7 separate regions of the Homo sapiens genome follow, and all the other regions are linked to region 2. Evidence: chromatin contacts called from ENCODE Hi-C or POLR2A ChIA-PET data. All regions are on one chromosome and are shown on one strand. Each heading gives the region's core, a stretch centred on a gene start or an enhancer-like site at or near the end of the contact. The rest is flanking DNA. Distances are from core to core; before and after follow the strand shown. Region 1 holds the start of QRICH1 (glutamine rich 1). Region 2 holds the start of GNAI2 (G protein subunit alpha i2). Region 3 holds the start of NDUFAF3 (NADH:ubiquinone oxidoreductase complex assembly factor 3). Region 4 holds the start of RPL29 (ribosomal protein L29). Region 5 holds the start of MANF (mesencephalic astrocyte derived neurotrophic factor). Region 6 holds the start of IP6K2 (inositol hexakisphosphate kinase 2). Region 7 holds the start of PFKFB4 (6-phosphofructo-2-kinase/fructose-2,6-biphosphatase 4).

Evidence for each region. Hi-C counts contacts between places; a loop is a spot of excess contacts on that map. ChIA-PET counts read pairs that join two places held with the same protein, here RNA polymerase II (POLR2A). Pooled maps may share reads with other maps.
Region 1: a loop to region 2 is called in a map of naive thymus-derived CD4-positive, alpha-beta T cell, with 8 times the contacts of the local background. The contact joins the promoter of QRICH1 here to the promoter of GNAI2 in region 2. A Hi-C loop is called at or near these places in 1 of 168 maps with a recorded cell type or tissue (naive thymus-derived CD4-positive, alpha-beta T cell), 1 of 37 single-sample maps with no recorded cell type and 9 of 50 pooled maps.
Region 3: a pooled map shows a loop between it and region 2 (26-fold over the local background). The contact joins the promoter of NDUFAF3 here to the promoter of GNAI2 in region 2. A Hi-C loop is called at or near these places in 2 of 37 single-sample maps with no recorded cell type and 12 of 50 pooled maps. POLR2A ChIA-PET finds 5 or more read pairs at or near these places in 2 of 52 experiments (AG04449 and activated B cell).
Region 4: a pooled map shows a loop between it and region 2 (5-fold over the local background). The contact joins the promoter of RPL29 here to the promoter of GNAI2 in region 2. A Hi-C loop is called at or near these places in 1 of 37 single-sample maps with no recorded cell type and 6 of 50 pooled maps. POLR2A ChIA-PET finds 5 or more read pairs at or near these places in 2 of 52 experiments (activated T-cell and naive thymus-derived CD4-positive, alpha-beta T cell).
Region 5: a loop to region 2 is called in a map of CD8-positive, alpha-beta T cell, with 4 times the contacts of the local background. The contact joins the promoter of MANF here to the promoter of GNAI2 in region 2. A Hi-C loop is called at or near these places in 2 of 168 maps with a recorded cell type or tissue (CD8-positive, alpha-beta T cell and naive thymus-derived CD4-positive, alpha-beta T cell), 3 of 37 single-sample maps with no recorded cell type and 12 of 50 pooled maps.
Region 6: a map of B cell shows a loop between it and region 2 (15-fold over the local background). The contact joins the promoter of IP6K2 here to the promoter of GNAI2 in region 2. A Hi-C loop is called at or near these places in 1 of 168 maps with a recorded cell type or tissue (B cell) and 8 of 50 pooled maps. POLR2A ChIA-PET finds 5 or more read pairs at or near these places in 1 of 52 experiments (activated CD4-positive, alpha-beta T cell).
Region 7: a loop to region 2 is called in a map with no recorded cell type, with 11 times the contacts of the local background. The contact joins the promoter of PFKFB4 here to the promoter of GNAI2 in region 2. A Hi-C loop is called at or near these places in 1 of 37 single-sample maps with no recorded cell type and 6 of 50 pooled maps. POLR2A ChIA-PET finds 5 or more read pairs at or near these places in 1 of 52 experiments (H1).

Annotation. Positions count from the first base shown.
Region 1 is chr3:49,092,802-49,095,501 of GRCh38, reverse strand. QRICH1 (glutamine rich 1) reads left to right here and starts at 1,431. Exons shown (of 10, transcript NM_198880.3): 1 at 1,431-1,590. RefSeq lists enhancers at 857-1,196, 1,307-1,426, 1,795-2,307 and a silencer at 1,547-1,796.
Region 2 is chr3:50,234,793-50,237,492 of GRCh38, reverse strand. GNAI2 (G protein subunit alpha i2) reads right to left here and starts at 1,289. Exons shown (of 9, transcript NM_002070.4): 1 at 1,040-1,289. The coding sequence starts at 1,157. RefSeq lists a silencer at 1,082-1,541 and enhancers at 1,411-2,021, 2,022-2,632.
Region 3 is chr3:49,020,703-49,023,402 of GRCh38, reverse strand. It overlaps NDUFAF3 (NADH:ubiquinone oxidoreductase complex assembly factor 3), which reads right to left and starts at 1,282. Exons shown (of 5, transcript NM_199069.2): 1 at 1,182-1,282; 2 at 865-1,057; 3 at 635-701; 4 at 427-527; 5 at 1-347. The coding sequence starts at 1,258. The coding sequence ends at 231. It overlaps MIR191 (microRNA 191), which reads left to right and starts at 2,694; the gene lies at 2,694-2,700. It also overlaps a transcript of DALRD3 not described here. RefSeq lists silencers at 892-941, 1,002-1,121, 1,162-1,261, 1,482-1,671, 1,708-1,910 and an enhancer at 1,426-2,195.
Region 4 is chr3:51,994,519-51,997,218 of GRCh38, reverse strand. RPL29 (ribosomal protein L29) reads left to right here and starts at 1,324. Exons shown (of 4, transcript NM_000992.3): 1 at 1,324-1,362; 2 at 1,750-1,794; 3 at 2,113-2,177. The coding sequence starts at 1,758. RefSeq lists an enhancer at 1,220-1,379.
Region 5 is chr3:51,383,950-51,386,649 of GRCh38, reverse strand. MANF (mesencephalic astrocyte derived neurotrophic factor) reads right to left here and starts at 1,359. Exons shown (of 4, transcript NM_006010.6): 1 at 1,214-1,359; 2 at 315-442. The coding sequence starts at 1,307. DOCK3 (dedicator of cytokinesis 3) reads right to left here. Exons shown (of 53, transcript NM_004947.5): 53 at 2,452-2,700. RefSeq lists a silencer at 1,164-1,533 and an enhancer at 1,594-1,943.
Region 6 is chr3:48,715,966-48,718,665 of GRCh38, reverse strand. It overlaps IP6K2 (inositol hexakisphosphate kinase 2), which reads left to right and starts at 1,445. Exons shown (of 6, transcript NM_016291.4): 1 at 1,445-1,509.
Region 7 is chr3:48,555,383-48,558,082 of GRCh38, reverse strand. It overlaps PFKFB4 (6-phosphofructo-2-kinase/fructose-2,6-biphosphatase 4), which reads left to right and starts at 1,280. Exons shown (of 14, transcript NM_004567.4): 1 at 1,280-1,402. The coding sequence starts at 1,306. RefSeq lists enhancers at 568-657, 788-877.

The DNA of each region.
Region 1 (2,700 bases), core at 182-2,681, 1.1 Mb after region 2:
CTCCCGGGTTCAAGCGATTCTCGTGCCTCAGCCTCCCAAGTAGCTGGGATTACAGGCGGGCGCCACCACTCCTGAATAATTTTTGTAATTTCAGTAGAGACGGGGTTTTGCCAAATTGGCCAGACTGGTCTGGAACTCCTGACCCCAGGTGATCTGCCCGCCTCGGCCTCCCAAAGTGCTGGGATTGCAGGCGTGAGCCACTGCGCCCAATCAGCCTATAATTCTTTTTTATTTTTGAGACGGAGTCTCACTCTTGTCCCCCAAGCTGCAGTGCAATGGTGTGATCTCAGCTCACTGCAACCTCTGCCTCCCAGGTTCAAGCAGTTTTCCTGCCTCAGCCTCTTAAGTAGCTGGGATCACAGGCATGCACCACCACACTCGGCTAATTTTGTATTTTTAGTAGAGACGGGGTTCACCATGTTGGCCAGGCTGGTCTCAAACTCCTGACCTCAGGTGATTCACCCGCCTCGGTCTCCCAAAGTGTTGGGATTACAGACTTCAGCCACCGTGCCCGGCCCATTCGGCATATAATTTTTGAGTGCCTACTACGTGCCAGGCAAAGTGAGATGGGGCATACGTGCTGTGGTGGCCTTCCAAGTTCACGGGAGGGGAAATGGGTGACCAAGCACTGTATGGGAGCGGTCTCCCTGGGGCCTGTGCAAGACTGGAAGAGGTTCCTGACCCAGCCTGGGCCTCAGAAAACATTACTCTAACGAAGTGACTTCTGAAGGGAATCACGAAAGACTACGGGGAGTTTGCCAGGATAAGAGGAACAAGGGCAAAAGCTCCGAGGCAAAAAGAGTCTACAGCAGGCTGGAAGCCCTCTGGGGGCAGTGTAGGCTGCTGCTGAGGCCCGAGTGTGCCTGCAGCTTTAACGCCTTCCACATTTTCCCTGTATACAAACACTAGGCTACCCGGGGGCCCGCTTTAAGGTGGACCCAACTGCGGAAGGCTGAACTCAGATGGCAGCAGACAGCGGGAGTACCAGATGCTGACTCCTCCAGGAGGTGAGCAACCTAGAGGCTTCCCAGGCAGGGCACGGCTGGGGACGCCAGGCCCAGGACAGAAGTTTGTGGGGTCCACCTTAAGCGAGAGGCCGAGCCTGGCCAGGCCCCGCCCCGCGTGGGCGTGCTCGACCAAAGGAGGCTCTGGCGGGCGACGGAAGGTGGGTCCAAAGAGCTAGCTTGGAGCCCTAGCCTTCCGAGACTCCACTACTAGGCCAAGCCACGGCCCTAGCTCCGCCCCACATGGAGAGGCGTCCATGGGCGGAGCGAGCCGCTCCATACCCTAGGATCCACTATCCGCTCTAGCGGCCAGAAGCGCGGCCACCTTCCCCTGCTGAAGCGTTCACTTTAATTTTGGCCGGTAGGCAGTCCCAGATCTCGCGGGATCCGACGCCCCGATTATCGCGAGAGGAGCAATCGGCTCCTATTGGCTGTGAGGGTTGAATGTAAGATGGCGCCCAGGGAGCTGTGAGGAGAAAACCCTGTCGGTCTTGGAGCGACGACGGCAGAACCAGGGTCCCTGGCGGTGCGGCGGGGCCGGCGGGTGCAGCGGAGGCGGCGGCGGCGGCGGCAGTGACGTCGCCGGGTGAGGGCTCCAGTGCGGGTGGGGATGCGGCGAAGCTGTAGGCCTGAGACGGGGGGCCCACCCCACACAACGGCGGGCGGGGGCGGGCGGGCCACTACCGCTGGGCCCTGGAGAGTTCGGGGCGGCTCCGGAGCCGAAAACGTTCCTGGGCTAGCGCACCCCGCCCTGTGGATGGGGGAGGGGTGGCCCGGGGATTTGGGTGGGCGCGGCGCGAGATGGCGCGCCGGTGCGGGCGCGCGGCTGAGCCTGTTTTTACGCGCGCGCGCTGTGCGGCTCTCGGTGCGCGTGGCCGCCGACGTGCGCGTTCCCGGCCCGGATATCTCTGCTCTAGGAGCTGTGGCCCGTGGGCAACCGCGGCTTTCTGGAGCGCGCGCCCGTGACGACCCCCAGTTTTGGGGCGCGCGCTCTGATATCGGGTGGCGGTGCTGCCTCGAGAGCGCGCAGGAGGCTTCTGCTGAGCAGAGGGCCGGCCGCGGCTCGTTGCGCTGGGAAGGTTGAGGATTGGGTCCTTTCTGGTCTGGTGACGTTCCCGGGCATCCGTGGCCTCGGCCTGGAGAGAAACCAACCAGCTTTGCTGTCTGGCTTGCGGTTCCGCTCCTCTGTGAGGGGGGCGAGATTGCCCGTTCTCCTCGAAGAATGCCGTTACTTGAGGCCCAAGTACGGTGCGGGTGCTTGGGTAGGGTGTTTCTCTGCTTCGGAAACCAAGCCCTCTTGGTTTGAGAGGGCAGTGAGCCCCTTCGGATTTCCTCACCTTGTACTGGGCTTTCTGCCGGGCAGGGAAGGTTAATATTAGAAGGCCCTTGAGTGGTACCTGCTTATCTTTCATTAGAAACTAATACGTCCATAAGCGTAATTCATACACGTCACCTCTGTGCGCTCCGGAAGGGAATTCGCTTATGTGGCCCATGTGAACTCCGAGCTCTAAAATGCCAGTTTAAATCCTTAAACGCAGCTTTTCTTTTGCGTAAGTGGGAGGGGCTTACTTTATTATATTAAAGGCCCACCTTTGCCTCAGCCAAAAAGTTGGCCTTAAACAAAATGGAACAACCTGAGAATCAGTGCTTTACCTTTTTTGAAATTGCAGAAATCCCAGCAGAAATTACTAAAATC
Region 2 (2,700 bases), core at 40-2,539:
ACTAGCAGATCTCCTGGGCTCACCCGCAGGGGCAGCAATATGTCGGCTGTCTCACCACTTCCACTTCCCCCCACTCCTCTAGCAGCCACCATCTTTTCTGGCCTTGGAGGCGGCCACAACCCTAACTCCTCCACTCTCTCTCCTACTTCCCAGACTGGCCTTCGAAACTGGAAAACATAGAGCCTCCTTGGGAAGCCTGAGGCCTGGCCCCCTCCCCCAGCGTGACCAGTGGAGCCTCAATCCAGCCCCGTGGGGGTTCTGCATAAGGCAGCCTAGGCCCTCTCCAACCCAGGGCTCCCGCCTCCTAGCCCAGCCCACTTGGTGCAGGAAGGGTGGAGGGATCTGGGGAAGGCCAGAGTGTAAGAGGACTTAGGGGAGGATCAGCAGAGGGTTTCGGGAGTGATGCCTGCAGAGAAGGATCTGGAGGGCAGGAAGCAGGGAGCAGGGCTCGCTGAAGGGGTTCCAGCTGGAGATGGGGCTCAAGAGCAGTTTCCCACTCGAGAGGTTCCTTGGGTCAGAGTGCACAGGTGGAGGATACAGATTCCAGACTAGGGATGGGGCACAGAAGGAGAAGGAGGGAGTGGGTGGGGGGCCTGGCAGGGGCCCCGCGGGATGCTCATGCCCAATAGGAATAAAAGGCGCAGGTGAGGAAAACAAGCGGAGCCTGAGGGTTGGGGAACAAGTGGCGGGCATCCTGGGGGTTTGGGCAAAGTGTAGGGAAGGATGGCGGGGCTCTGAAGTTCTGTGAAGCTAGTTAGCAAGGGGGGATGGCCAAGCAGGGCACTGGACCGCGGGTGTTGGGGCACTGTTGACTGGATTTGGAGGTCTGGGGTCTGGGATGAGACAGGGGTCTGGTCTAGAGTCTGGGCAGGATCAAAGGTCTAGTCCAATCTAGAGTTTTCAACCCTGGTCCTGGCCCAGGTGTGGGGTCCCAGACAGCCCGGGTCTGGGAGTTTGAAGCCCTAGTCTGGGAGGTCAAAGTCCTTGTCTGGGGATTCGAGCTGGGAATCAAGGATCCCAGTGCGGGACGCGGCCTCACCCAACAGCAGCAACTTCACCTCCCGCGCCGCCTTCTCTCCGTCCTCCCGCAGGTTCTTGTCGATCATCTTAGAGCGCTCGGCCGCCGCCTTGTCCTCGGCGCTCACGGTGCAGCCCATCCCGCCGTCCGCCGGCCCGGCCGCCGCCCGGCCCCCACACGGCCCACGGCCCGGCTCGGCCCCGCCCGACCCACTCCGCTCCCACCACCAGCCCTCTGCGGGAAGCACTCGGGTCGGCAGTTCCGAGCGACTGCGGGAGGCGCCTTCCCTACCGCCGCGCACCGACGGCGGGGCGGGCCGGGGGTGGGGCCTGGGCGAACCAAGCCTGTGACTGGGCCGGGGCGGGCTTGCAGGCGGGGCCAGAGGAGATTAGAGGCTGTTGATTGGCTCGAGGGCGGAGCGAAGGGGGAAGTTAGGCGCAGCCCAGGCTCGGGCCTGGGCTGCAGGCGGGGCCACGCGGAGAAAAGGCAATAGGGGTGGTTCCAAACCCCGGGACCCGGCACTGGGCGGGCTGCAGGCGGGACCGGGCTGTGATTGGGTGCGGAGCGCCGGGAGCTCTGTTGCTGGACAGCCGGGAGGGCGGATCTGTTAACCCGAGGGTGGGGATCCGGTGCCCTCGAGGGCAGAGCAGGAACCAGCCCTCTGAGCTTCTGCGAGTTGGGCGAGTTAGGTGGAGGAGGCGTGTCTTTGTCATTTGTTAAAGTTAATGAGTCCAGTAAACTTGTTTTGGGATCTACGAACTCGGGAGCCTTTCTGGACTGCGGTTTTCTCAGTCTTAAGGCGGGTTTACCGCCTTCTCCCTCTGGGTTGCAGCTAGTCGAAAAAGGAAAAAAAAAGGCCGGGCGCAGTGGCTCACGCCAGTAATCCCAGCACTTTAGGAGGCCGAGGCGGGCAGATCACTTGAGGTCAGGAGTTCTAGACCAGCCTGGCCAACATGGTGAAACCCCATCTCTACTAAAAATACAAAAATTACCCGGGCGTGGTCGTGGGCGCCTGTAATCCCACCTGCTCAGGAGGCTGAGGCGGGAGAACTGCTTCAACCCGGGTGGCGGAGGTTGCAGTGAGCCGAGATCGCGCCATTCATTGCACTCCAGCTTGGGCGACAGAGCAAGACTCCGTCTCAAAAAAAAAAAAAAAAATTGGTTTCCATCTTTACACCTTTGCCTAGGCTGTCTCCTTTAGCTGGGTGGCTTCTCATATCCATCCTTCCCCAATCTACCGGGAGGCATTCTTCGGCAGGCAGCCATCCTGGACTCCAATCTGGGACCAGGCAATCAGGACCCAAGGGAGAAAGGGAGAGAGGATGAGAGGGTGGAGAGGGAGGAAGAGAGGAGGGCGGGCAGGCAGGGTGAGGGGGTTGGGAGGGAAGAAAGAGGAAGAAGTTGCCACTGGACTTCTAGAAACAAAAGTGGCCATGATCTTATGACCTGTCTCTTCCATGGCCTGTCCACGTCTGGAGGTGGCCATGATCCCACATCCCACCCTCCTGTGGCCTGTCCCCACTGGGCAATGGCTGCAACCCTATGGCCAGGCAAAGGTGGGGTGGAAGCAGCAGTGTTTCTAGCTGAACATTTCAAGTCTTTCTGATCCTGTGCTCCAGGAGCAGCCCAGAGCCCCACCCTCGATTGGACATTTGAAGGGTCTGCCAAAAATTAACCACGAA
Region 3 (2,700 bases), core at 33-2,532, 1.2 Mb after region 2:
GTCAAGGAATCCTAAGTAATCTAGATGAAAAAGTGACTCCTTGGTTTCTTCACATTCCCCTCCAAGAGCCCAGTGAGCCATCAGCTCCTGGCCAGCAACACACCTGATACAAAATGGGAGAAGTGTATAAATTATTATGTTGATAAGCAAGATAAGTGCCAAAGGGTAGATAAGAGTGAAAGCATTGGGAAGCCTGGCAGAGTGCAGTCAGCAGGTCAGTTCCTGGCGGTTCATTGAGCAGCTTGGCCCAAAGATGTAAGTGAAGTCCCTCCTGGTGGAGGGATGAGAGCAGCTCCAGTTACTCGGCCTTCATGACACAGGAAGTTGAAGGTGGCACAGGCATTGGGCTGCAAAGAAAAGGCCAGCATCAGCCTGTCTAGCGCCAGGCCTGTGCTCCCCGCAGCATGCCCCAGTCCCGGGACTCACCGTGTCCTGCACTTCCACAGCAATGCCCCGCTGCCTCATGGCTTGAAGCACCTGGGACTGCAGCCTCTCGGTCCGGTCTCCAGTCCCCACCACCACGATCTCTAGGGAAGGGTGGGTGTGGCTAGTCTACAGTTCTGTTGAGAGGCTGCAGTGGGGGTCGCCTTCTGGGGCCCAGAACACCTCTGTTCTCCCTCCCCTTCCCCAGTACCTATCCGGGGCTCCAGCAACCAGAAGAGGGAAAAGCTGTCTTCGGTGATGTCCTGGTGGGATCCCACCTGTGCAGGGAGGAGGCACATTTAATACGACAAATCCACGCAGCCTCTCCCCATCTCCATCCACTGCAGGAGGAGACAGAGGAAAGCCAAGTTTGCAGGGACCAAGCAGGGTGAGGGCCTGTGACTCTGGGCCTCAGTTTCCACACTGCGGGCCAGGACTCACGTTCCACTGCACCACCGAGTGCGGGAGCAGAGCGCAGGGGCCGAGCACGCGGTTTCCGTTTATCATGAAGCCGCGGCTGTTGTAGCTGTCGATGTACATTGCCTGAGCGGCCTCGCGTTGCAGCAGAGAGATGCGCGTCCGCTGATACAGCTCGTCATCCGCCGGCGAGAGCCGATGCCCTCGCCGCGGGGCCCTGCGGAGGGAAAGGGTCAGGGGCGCGGGGCCGGGCCGGGCAGCCCGAGAGGCCGGAAGGTGCTGGGCTGGCAGTCGCCGGCCCTAGGGGGCTGGATGGTCGAGGGCGCGGGGTCCAAGCTCACCAGGGAAGCTCAACGGGCGGACAGCGCAGCGAGGGTCGCGCTCGGTACAAGCTACGTAGCGCGAGAGCGGTGGCCATGGCTGACCAACGCGCGGCGAAGTCGTCACCGGCGCCGTTAGTCCCCGGGTTGGGAGGGCCCTGCGGAGCCTGACCCAGCGTGGCTGCAGCGCCCCCTGCGTCCCGGAGGGCACCGCACAGCTCGACCGGCCCAGCAGGCGAGTGTCCTCAGTCTTAGGAGGCCGAGTTCCCCGACCTCCGGCGCAGCTCCAGTGTCAGCACCTGCCGCCCTCCCCGCCCCGGGCCCTTGCCCATAGTCCCGGGGGAGTGGAACACCTGGCAGCGTGGCCACCCTCAGGGCGTTGCCTGGGCCGCAGCCGCGGCCTGGCCCCCGGGCTCTCAGCTATTAAGCCGCGCTCCCGGGGCGGGGCGACCGCCCACCTGGTCGCGTCCCGAACACCTGGCCAGGCGGTGGGTGCCAGACTTCTAGCCCCTAATTCCAGCCTTTGGGGCTTCGGGCACCGTGGGCGGGGCAGCCGGCTCAAGTTTCTCCGGCTAGACGCGGAAGCACGCCCCGCCCTAACCGTCACCCGCGCGACCGTTGGCCTCTCCGCAGCGCGCGGAGAGGGGCGTGGCCGAGCGTGGATTGGCTTCTCGGGTTCTCTAGGGGGCGTGGCCAGGTGGTTTCTCCTTAAAATGGCTCCAAGTCTGCAGGCAGCCAGAGCAAGCGGAAGGGCAAGCTGTGATAGTGTTTGGGTGGCTGTTCGGCTGGCCCAGACCAGGCCGAACCGGACCAGACTTGAAGTAGAAGCGCGTGGAGCATCACCTTGTCCTCGTTCACTCTGCTCGCGTCCTGGGAGTCCCCCGTCCCCCGTCTTGATCCAAGTCAAGGGCCTACTGGCGCGAGAGTCGCTGGCCCCCGCGCGGGGTTTGGGCATCTCGGCACGCCGGCTCTGTCGTGGCCTCAGGGGAACATTGTCGCTTTCGCTACCCGCGGGGCCGGGCGAGCGGGAAGCTCGGCACAGTGGGAGCCTGGTGGTGGGTCTCCTGGGGCCGGTCGCAATGGGTTTCCGGGGGTCCCGCGGCTGCTCTGTGGACCCCTTCGGCCCCTGGTGCTCCGGGCGCTGGCAGCGTCACCGGACAAAGGCCACCGAGCGCGGGGGTGTCCCCGAGGTGGACGCGCGGGTTTACTTCCTCTCCGGCCCCACGGGCGCGCTTCCCTCCTGACGGATTCCGAAGCCCGCCCCACCACCGTCACCGCACCAGTGGCCCAGGCTTCGTGGGACCAACAGGGCTAATCCTGCCCCACGGATCTAATCCGGATCGGGACCCGGTCCCAGGGGAGGCCCCCACCTCCCCTTCTATTGTTCTGTGGCCCAGGTGAGCGTCTTGTTCCCTCTAGACTCCGTTTCACAACCTACTCCCGGGTCTTCCTCCTGGGACTGGGGATGGGCGGGTTCTGATGTGGCCCCAGGGCGAGTGACCTGGGGGCAGGAGCTCCCCCGCCCCCCGCCAACGGCTGG
Region 4 (2,700 bases), core at 75-2,574, 1.8 Mb before region 2:
CTGATTTGTATCTTAAAACAAGTCCCCAAGCCCCACTGCCGTGTGGAAAATGAACTATAGGGGGAAGAGGTGGAGAAGGCAACAGAGTTGTTAGAGGCAACAATTTCTCAATTCTGATGTCCAACAGGCATCTCACATTTAATGCATCCAACAAAAATATCTGGCTCATCATTCCCCCTCAAAACAAAACAAACAAAGCCCCTGCTCCCCACTCAATCTTCCATCTCTGTAAACAGCCCACCATTCACCCAGTTGTCAAGCCAAAGACATAGGGGCTATCCTTGCCTCCTTTTTCTCCCTCATCTTCTGTGTCCCAAGTCCAGTACTCTTTCTTTGTCCACTCCTCTGCATTCCCACTGTCCTCCCTCAGGTCCAGGCAGCCCTCTCTCCTTCCTCCCCTCTGCTCCTTCTCCACGAAAGAGTCAGGCGTGCTTTTCTTTTTTTTTTTTGAGACAGAGTCTCGCCCTGTAGCCCAGGCTGGAGTGCAATGGTGCGATCTTGGCTCACTGCAACCTCCACCTCCCAGATTCAAGCAATTCTCCTGCCTCAGCCTCCAGAGTAGCTGGGATTACAGGCACGTGCCACCACGCCCCGTGAATTTTTTTTTTTTTTTTTTTTTTTTTTTTGGATTTTTAGTAGAGATGGGGTTTCACCATGTTGTCCAGGCTGGTCTGGAACTCCTGACCTCGTGATCCGCCCACCTCAGCCTCCCAAAGTGCTGGGATTACAGGGGTGCTTTTAAGAACACAGATCGGCCAGGTGCGGTGGCTCACGCCTGTAATCCCAGCACTTTGGGGGACAGAGGCGAGCGGATCGCGAGGTCAGGAGTTCGAGACCAGCCTGGCCAACATGGTGAAACCCCGTCTCTACTAAAAATGTAAAAATTAGCCGGGCGTGGTGGTGGGCGCCTGTAATCCCAGCTACTCGGGAGGCTGAGGCAAGAGAATCGCTTGAAACCGGAAGGCGGAGGTTGCAGTGGGCCGAGATTGTGCCACTGCCCTCCAGCCTCGGTGGAAGAGCGAAACTCCGTCTCAAAAAAAAAAAAAAAGAAAAAGAACACAGATCTTCTTGCCCAACAACATCCCTCAAGGACTCCTTTCTTTTTCAGTATCTTGAATAAGACTTAAGAGACAGGTCCTGGAGAAACAGAGAAGGGAGGAGGCAGCCTGAAGGGGGCGGAGGCAAGCTCGTAGCACCGCCTCCACGTCTGGCTTGCGTTCTTCCGGGCTTCGGAACTTTTCTTCGCGGAGCCTGGGGAAGCTTTTCCAGTAGTACTTTCCGGCGTTGTTGACCCTATTTCCCGTGCTGCACCGCAGCCCCTTTCTCTTCCGGTTCTAGGCGCTTCGGGAGCCGCGGCTTATGGTGAGTGTTGGCCGCGCGGCATCCGATGCCATCCGCGACTTACGGGTGGCGGCGGGGCGCGGGCTGCGGAGAGGACTGGTGACCGACCGTGTGTCTGTCGGGAGCAAAAGCTGCGGGGTGGGAATGGTGCTTCTAGGTCCTAGGAGGGGGATGGCAGGGAAAGCCACTTTATTGGGGAATGCAGCTTTCCGGGGGTAAGGAGTTGATTTCAGGGCATCATTACCTGGGTTTGGGAGGCCAGGACTGGCGTTTGGTCGTGCAGAGTAAGCCGAGACTCGTGGAGGCTGCACATTCTCTGCCTGCAGGCTCATTCTGACCAGAATGGGGGGGGCAGAGGTGGCCCAGCCTGGCGAGCCCTTAACCCTGATCTCCACTTTTGTCTTCCAGGTGCAGACATGGCCAAGTCCAAGAACCACACCACACACAACCAGTGTAAGTTTTTTGGGCCCTGCCTACATCCCAGACCCTGGCAAGGACTGGTTCAGGCAAACTGGGACAGAGATGAAGGGGCACGTTTCCATTGTGGGCCTGAGGCTGATTGATTTCACCCAGTAATAACTTTAGGGTTTATAGGTTTAGAGATCTACTTGAGATACAGAGTGTTTTGCATTTAGTAGTAAGGGTTTCCCATATCTCAAGTGTAGCTGCTGTAGGAAGTGTTGGTTCTCCCAGACTTGCCAGCTGTGATGTTGGGTGGTCTTATTAGAGGAAAGTTCTTTGTTGGCTTAATTCCCTTTTTTTCTCCCACAGCCCGAAAATGGCACAGAAATGGTATCAAGAAACCCCGATCACAAAGATACGAATCTCTTAAGGGGGTGAGTGCACTGAATCACATGGAAGTGTCTTTTCTTGGTTCCAGGTGCACAGTCAAGGCCTCTCATGTAGTTTTTCTCTAGCTTTGGCTTCTGCCTGAGCACAGCCTAACTGGCCCACCCAAAGCCTGCAATTCCTTTTTCTACCCTACCAGACCCATAATAAAGCTTTCCTTGGTCTCCACAGCCTGAAGTGTAACCCTCTGGTCAGGGTGTAACCTGCCTCCTGAGGGCAGTTTGGCTATCTCCCTTGCTTGGCAGTGGCACTTAGGGTAAGGAGTGGCCTTGTCTGAGTGCGTGCAGGGCACATTCCCACACTGACCAGCCTTATGACCTCCATCTGACCCAGTGCTGGAGTTGGGGTCAGCTTCTCTTCCTGTGTCAGGGGGTTCTAAGGATTAGCTGAGAAGGCTGGAGGGTCTAGGGGAGAGCTGAGCATGTCCCCAGTCTGTTCCTTCCCTTTACTTTTGCTCTCTGTTCCGTGGAGTGAATCACAAACTCTGAGCCTCAGTTTCCCCATATCCCA
Region 5 (2,700 bases), core at 110-2,609, 1.1 Mb before region 2:
GTCCATTTTCTTCATGACACCCAGACATTGCATTATTTGTGTGTCCGACTGTCACTTCTTTCCCCTGATATTCCCAGTGCCTAGCACATAGTAGGTGCTTAATAAAGACTAACAGGATAAAAAAAAATCACAGTTGCAGAACACATGCTGCTTTGGGAAGGACATAGAAGCACTTCAGTCTTCTCACATTAGTTTATGGAGAGAGTAGCTGGCTTCCTGAACAGAGAGGTGGGCAAGGCCTTTTATCAAACGGCTGGTGAAGCCGAGGGTTAACATGAGCCAGGGCCAGTTGGGGAGGATCACCAGCTACTTACCAACCGATTCTCTTTGCCTCTTGCTTCCCGGCAGAACTTTATAAGTTCGTTTTCAATAGTGGCTGGTGAGAATGTGACATCTCTGTCTTTGAGGTCCTGGTAAAATCTTCCCAGATAAGAAATACAAACTGGAAAAGAGAGGGACGGGAGATGCTCAGCAATCACCAAGCTGTTCCAATCCACCAGAAAAGAACTCCGCCAGCAATTTTAATAGGAGACACGGAGATGAATCATTAGAGGTGAGCTTTTCCATCACCGATTTTTCTCAGGTGTCTACAGGTAGACAGAACCCGGTTCCAAGTGGCGGGGGTCCCCTGGTACACCCAGGGCATCAAAGGACCAAGCATCACCCAATGACCTATAAACGACTTCTCCCTGCTCCTTTCATCAAGTTTAAGCCCATGGTGAACACGTGTCCTTGAGACGGGACTCACTGTGACCTCATAAATGGAGAGACTGGAAGGTGAAGAGAAAAATGATCAAAATGCTGCTGCTAATTTCCAAATACAACAGCGGACCCAGAGGTGCAGCTTCGTGATCCCAACAGACAGGGCGCAGCACCCACGGCCAGCCCTGGAGCTCCCGACGCCGAACGGGGAGCGGTAACCTCTAGATGGTGGTGGGGACAATAACTCAGGAGTGATGGAGATTTCAGGACAAGTTTTCAACGGGATCTAGTCTCAACTTTTCTTCGTCGGACCAATGTTTTCTAGGCCCAAGAAAGATTTACTAGGGCGGGCGCCGGAGCCTCCTCATGCAGGCCCCGCGGGGACCTGCTGTCGCCCCCGCCCCCGCCCCCGCCCTCGCCCTCTTGGCCCCGGCCGTCTGGTGATGTTGTGGGGTTCAGCGCCGCCGCCAGAACGGTCACGGAGCGCGGCCCCCGGCCCCCTATCCCGCACCTTCGCAGTCGCCCGGCCGCAGCGCCCGGCTGCCCGGCAGCACGCTCAGAGCCAGCGCCACCGCCAGCCCCTGCGTGGCCCACATCCTCCTCATCCTCCTCATCCTCCTCCTCCTCCTCCTCCTCCGCTGCCGCCGCCGACCGACTGAACCGCACCCGCCGCGCCGCACCGCCTCCAAGTCCCGGCCGCGCGCCGTAGCTCCCCATTGGCGGGGGGCCCCCCGGCGCCCTCCCACATGCCACTTCCCCATTGGTCCAGGAGCCGCGAGCCCAGACGGGCGGCTCCACGCTGCCCTCCCTCATTGGCTGGTGGTGTCTGAGCCCTAGACAGTTGTCGGCCGCTGATTGAACCCGGGCTGGCCGCAGGAAGCGACTACAGCAGCGACGGAAGCGGTGTGGGCCGCCATCTTGGGTAAGGGCAGCGACTGTGGCTGAGGCTGGGTACTGCTAGCTGAATGGGGTTCGGCCACGCCTTACATCTGTTGAGTTGACCCGCGTACCCCTGCCCTGGGCCCCAGGCTCCCTCGAAAACCCCTGCTGATCTCCTCGCCCGGACTCCGACTCGTGGTGCAGGAGTTCTGGGGTCAGCCAAGACAACAGGTTAGGCAGGAAGGGCGGGCGGCCGCAGGCAAGGCTCAAAGAGGTTTCTTTTTTCTTCTTTCATTCGCGTGGGCAACGGATCCAACCTTTGAAAGCCCACCTGCTGATCCTCCACCTGACCGGAGCCCGCCGTGCATAGGCTGATAGGAGACGTGCGGGGTGGACGGACTGCGGGACATCTGAAGGAAGGGCTCAAGGCGCGCCAAGCTCAAAGCTGGGCCGCCACTCTAGACCGTGGAGGGAAGCGCCCGGGCCAGATCATCGGTCGAGGACATGGGGTCGCCTCAGAGTGGGAAGGTGAGGGGCTCGGGAGGTGCCCTTACAAGCTCTGAATCGTGGCTTGGTGGCTGGCCAGCCTCCTCCTGCCTCCCCGGCTAGGCCCTCGGGGTCCCCCGCTGCCGTGGGACCTCCTGAGTGGGGTCCCGGGAATCACCAGAGAAGCACTGGAGGATGTTTCCTTTTCGACTGCCCTCCTTTCAAGTGCCCTCCTGGCTGCCTGCCTTCAAGGCAGGATGCGGGAACCGTTGGCTCTACTCAGTGCAAAAAGGACATGTCTATAGGGCTAAAAAGGGCTTGGAGCCCGGCGACAAGGGTTGGAGAGGGGCACATCCTCTGCTCCCATTCAGTGAATTCAGTGGATCAGTATCACGTATTTATCTTTAATTCACATCACAGCAGTCAAGGAAGTGGGGAAAGGGGGAAAAAAAATCAAGTGGCAGATATTTACATCTAAAATTCACATTACTTGTTGGATTTTGAACATGCTACCACAATATATACAGTAAAATACCTCTTGGGACAATGGTACAAATTTTGTTTCCTTTAACTTTGCTTTTCTGGTACAGGTAAGATCATTTTTAAATCACTTTTTTTCTTTAAACATGAATA
Region 6 (2,700 bases), core at 196-2,695, 1.5 Mb after region 2:
GTTTGGACTCAGTGAAAGGTATGGAGGTGGCAAGAAGTGATTTCATTCTGGGTAGATGATGCTGATGGAGACAGCAGACCTTCCTGGTGCACTGAATATAGATGGGAAAGAGAGTAGTCAAGGGGTACTTTGAGGTGTTTGACTTGAGCAATAAGAAGGGCTGAGATGCTATCACTCAATTTGGGGAAAGTGGGGTGAAGTAGGTTTGGCGGATGAGCCAGTGTTAGGGTAGCACAAGTTGCGTTTGAGATGCCAGCAACTGGAAGTCAGAGTGCAGATGTCTAGTTGACAGTGGGACTAGTGAATCTGCCACTCAGGAAGGGTCTGGACTGGACAAACACTTTTAGGAGTGATTGACATGTAGGTGGCATTTGAAGTCATGAGCCTGGATAAGATTTTGGAAGAGTGAGTGTAGACAAAGAGAAAACACACAGATGAGAAACTGGTGAGACTGGAGGAAACCAGGAGGACATGGAGCCCTGGAAACCACATGCTAAGGTGAGAGGAGCTGCTCACAGAAGTCTCTCCTATCCACTGTTATAAGGTCAGGGATATTTATTTATTTTCCTTTTTTGTTCACTGCTGTATTTCCAATACCGAGTGTAAGTGCTTAATAAATACTTGTTGAATTAAAAAGTGTATGAGTGAATTTACACCTTTGCAAATGCCCAGTACACAGGGCTGCAACATTGTTCTCCTTTACAGAAAGAGCAGAGATCAGGTAGGAGGCTCTGCCCATTCTCAGTGGCACTAACCCTCTCCTTTGCCTTTCACAGCTATGCTGACATTCACTCAGGTGAGAGCCCTTCTGTCCAACACAGGCCCAAGACAAATGAGCCTCAGACAAGCCCTGTGGTGTGGTGCTTGGTGGGAGCTGGGTTGGGCACTGGGTCATCCACCAGTCCCCAGAAAACTCTATGGCCACTTCTCTGTCCACCCTTCCATATCTAATAATCTGTCTGTCTGTATCTATAACCATTTCTTTGTCCACCGTCTACAGGCACTCTTTTGTCCCTCTTTCCGTCTATTCACATCCAGTCTTCTGTCCATCTGCTAGAGTGACCAACTTCCCAGTTTGTAGTGGACTGTCTCTGTGTTAGCATTGAAATTCCTGCATCCTGCGAAATCGCTCACTACTGAACAAACCAAGACTGTTGGTCAATCCATCTGTTTCCCAGGTATCCTGCTGTCCATCGGCCCGCAGCTAGTCTATCCACCCAACCGCCCGTCAGACCTCCGGCCCACCCTCCCAGACGGAGGACAATGCTCCGCCCTCTCTGGCCCCGCCCCCAGTCACCGCCTTTTCCGGAAGCTGCTGCAGCGAATCCTGGCACCCTAGCAACAGCGCCTTTCAGGCTGTCCAGTCCGCGTGCGCAGCTCCTAGGACGAGCCAATAGTGAGGGGCACCGGGAGCGAGGTGCAGGGGGCGGGGCTCGGCCTGGCCGCAGCCATTTTGGTGCGAGAGAAACAATAGGACGGAAACGCCGAGGAACCCGGCTGAGGCGGCAGGTAAAGCTCGCGTCCTATGGCCCTAGTGCCCGAGGAGCTTTGAGGGAGATTTTTTCAGGCTACTGGGAAACGGGATCTCTGATCATTGGAGTCTCCCAGGTTATTTGGGAAAGACTTCTTCCGTGGTCATTGTGGGGGAAATCTCCCGGGGTCCCTGTGGATTCGATTTCCCTGGGTCATTTGGGAGGAGGGTTTTTCTTCTGATCATTGGGGGAGGGATTTCCGTGGTTTTGGGGGTCCAGCATCCTCCCCGGTCATTGGAGGGGGTCTCCCGGGTTTGGGGGAGGGCAGGATCTTTCCTGGTCATTGAGATCTCCCCGGGTCTTGGGAAGCGCAAGATCTACGGTGTCATTGAGGGGTCTCCCCAGGTCATTGGCGGCCACGATCTCCCCAGATATTTGGCGGGTGGAGGGGTCTTCCCGGATCTTTGGATAGGGAGTCAGCTCAGCGCCTCAGGTACTGTTACCTGGGGTCGGCAGATGTGCAGCCATTTTGAGTGTTGAATGCCATTTGGGCCCGTCAGATGGTGTTCGATGAGGGAATCTACACACTTAACCTTATTATAGAAAAAATGCCTTTAAATGGATAAGAGGACACCTTTATAGTGATATTTCCACTCTTTACGTTTGATTACAGACCGCTTTTGTCTTTTGCATCCTAATGGCTTATTTCATTTTAGGATTGTATTCGTTCTCATATATCAACTAAGCTACACTAGCAGAAAAGTGAGTGAAAATAAAATGTAGAAACCAGTAAAATCCAGTGCTCTTAAATACCAGGGAAAACAGAACTAGTCACTGCTTGGAATTAAACATTTCCGTAGCAGAATGTACACAGAACAAAAAATCATCTTGAATAGTTTTAAGAAAAAGTACTGGCACTTTGGAACGTGGTAACAAAAATGTTGTAGATCATCGGTTCTATGATATTTTTAATAGAGGACCATGATTACAGTAATTTTGTTGAATTCTAGTGTTTAAAATGTTTGCTGTATTTGCAGTTGTAGCCAGGTAATATTTTAAGTGAACTAAGATGCTTATTTATATAGGTTGTTGCTGTGGGGTTTGTATAATTGCATCGTGTAACTTGGGTGTTAAGTATTTAAAGAGAAGCTTCAGGGTGTTGTTTTAACTTTAGCCACTATCAGAGTTAGAAAGGGCCAAATGAATACTTTATCACATTTGACATAAT
Region 7 (2,700 bases), core at 31-2,530, 1.7 Mb after region 2:
CTTAGAGATTGACATACTTAATTTATACTGTAATACTGTAAGATAGACAATGTGCACATCCCATTTTCCTGAAGAGAAAATGTTATTAACATATTATTTTCAAAAAATATGTAAAACTTTAGTTAAAAAAACCAAAATACTAAAAATCAAAAAAAAATTGTAAAAAATGAAATTCTGGAAAGACGATTAAGATACTCCCAGGGCTTAGTGAGTACCCAAAGTACTTGGTTACTAAGTGCCACGCACGGCCGGGCGCGGTGGCTCACGCCTGTAATCCCAGCACTTTGGAAGGCTGAGGAGGGCGTATCACCTGAGGTCAGGAGTTCGAGACCAGCCCGGCCAACGTGGTGAAATCCCGCCTCTACTAAAAATACAAAAATTAGCAGGGCGTGGTGGTGGGCGCCTGTAATCCCAGCTACTTGGGAACCCGAGGCAGGAGCATCCCTTGAACCCGGGAGGCGGAGGTTGCAGTGAGCCAAGATAGCGCCATTGCACTCCAGCCTGGGCAACAGGAGCGAAACTCCGTCTCAAAAAAAAAAAGTCCCACGCATTTGCTCCCAGCAGCCAAAGCAAAGAAAGAGGAACAATATTGAAATGTGTTTTGAGTCTCTATCCATGAGGTAAAAGAGCTTTTCCAGCGTGGTTGAGCATGCTCCTATGGACGGCGGAAGAGTCCCGGGGCTCGGAGCAGTCAAGGGGGACCCCGAGGAGGGGCAGGAGGGCGCAGCGGAGTTGACGGCTGGGACTGCAGGCCTACTGGCCCCTGTCGGCTCTGACCAACCTGGCCGTGCGGGTCACGTAGGCCTCGTCCCACTGCATGAAAACCCCTCCCTCCTGGGGGCCCTGGGCTCCCTAGCAAGGAGGTAGCAGAATTCACGCGTGCCGCTGCTCAGGGATGCAGCGCCAGGGCGGAGCCCGTAGGTGGGGCCTATGCAAATCAGCGCGGGCAGGTTGGGAGAGCTGAGTTTGCGCATCCGGGGCGGGCCTGCACAATCCGGGCCTTGAACTGGGGCGGGACCAGTACAATCCGGAGTTGAGCATGCGCATTCTCGATCCTGGCCTGAAGAACTGGGCCCACTTGTTCCAAAACGGGCGGGTAGGTGAGTTGGGCATGCGTGGTCGGAGGCCGGGCCCCTTTCAGCTGGGGCGGAGCCTACTCACTCTGGGGCGGGACCTGCGGGAAGATAGACATGGGCTGTCGCGGCTTGAGGAGGGGCGGGGCCCAAGGGGCGGGACCTCGGGTGGCCCGAGGTGGCCCGGCTGCTGGGTTGGAAGCGGCGCAGTCCGACTCATCCCGGCCCCGGGATGGCGTCCCCACGGGAATTGACACAGAACCCCCTGAAGAAGATCTGGATGCCATACAGCAATGGGCGGCCCGCTCTGCACGCTTGCCAGCGCGGTGGTGAGGCGGGGTCCTCTGGGAGGAGGTGGGAGGTGCACCGGGATGGGTGGGTAGGGCGGCCTGGGCGGGGGTCTCGCATGGAGAAGGGGCGGGAGACAGATGGGGAACCGGGGACAGGTGAGGTTGCCGTGACTGGGGAGGCTGCTGGGGACAGGTGAGGCGGTCGTGACAGTGGTGGGCCAGAGACAGGTGTGGCAGAGCAGGGGGCGGGGACAGGTGTGTGGGGGCATATCGGCTTGGCGGTGGCTAGGTCTGGCCACCATCACCTCGGGGAGGGCTCTGGCCCCCTCGCTTCCCTCTCCAATCCCCATCGCCCCCAGTCTGGGGAGGACCCTGTGGGCACCCCAGGCCCTTCCCTCTCTCCTGGCCAAGGAGTGTGGGCCGGGTTGTTGGACTGGAACTGAGCTGTGTGGCCCTAGGTGAATTACTTGGCCTCTCTGAGCCCAGAACTTTCAAAGGTGGGCTAGTTTTCCAACAGGAGGAAGGGTGCCTCTTGGCCTTAAAGCTGAGCTTGGGCAGGAACTTCAGCAGAGATGTGCTCAGGATAGAGACAGAAAAGTATGCCGTGTGGGCCTGTGTCTGTGTCCCGGGACATGTAAGTATCCACCTGGGGTCATGGGTGTACAGTAAAACTGGAGAGTGAAACAGCTAGGAGAATGCTGAAATTCATGGAATTGTTAAGGGGCTCACCTCTCCTAGGGTCCCAGGTGTTTAAACCGCTTCCTTGAGTTTCTGCCTGTCCTTAAATGAGCTGGCAGTTTTTTTTTTTTTTAAGAGATGAGTCTCGCTCAGTGGCCCAAGCTGGAGCAAGTGCAGTGGCGCGATCATAGTTCACTGCAGCCACGACCTTCTGGGCTCAAGCAATCCTCCCACCTCAACCTCCCGATTAGCTGGGATTATAGGTGCGCCACCACACCCAGCTTTTTTTTTTCTTTTTTCTTTTTTTTTGTAGAGACAGGGTCTTGCTATGTTGTCTGGGCTGGTCTCCAACTCATGGCTTCAAGTGGATCCTCTGGCCTCGGCCTTCCGAAGTGTTGAGATTACAGGCGTGGGTCCTGGCCTGCAACTTTTTTATTACCAGGAAAAGAAAGATTTGTTTTAGGAGTAACTGAAACATTGTAATGAATTTGCAGCTTGTCCAGCACCTCAGAGAACATCTAGTTTAACAGACAGTGAAATGGAGATCAGGAGATTGAGTGACATGCCTGGGTCTCCCTGTGATCCTGCCTCTGCTTATGTATGATAAGCAAGGGGAGAGTTCTTTGTGCTCATCCTGCTGCAGCAGCCTGGAGCCATGG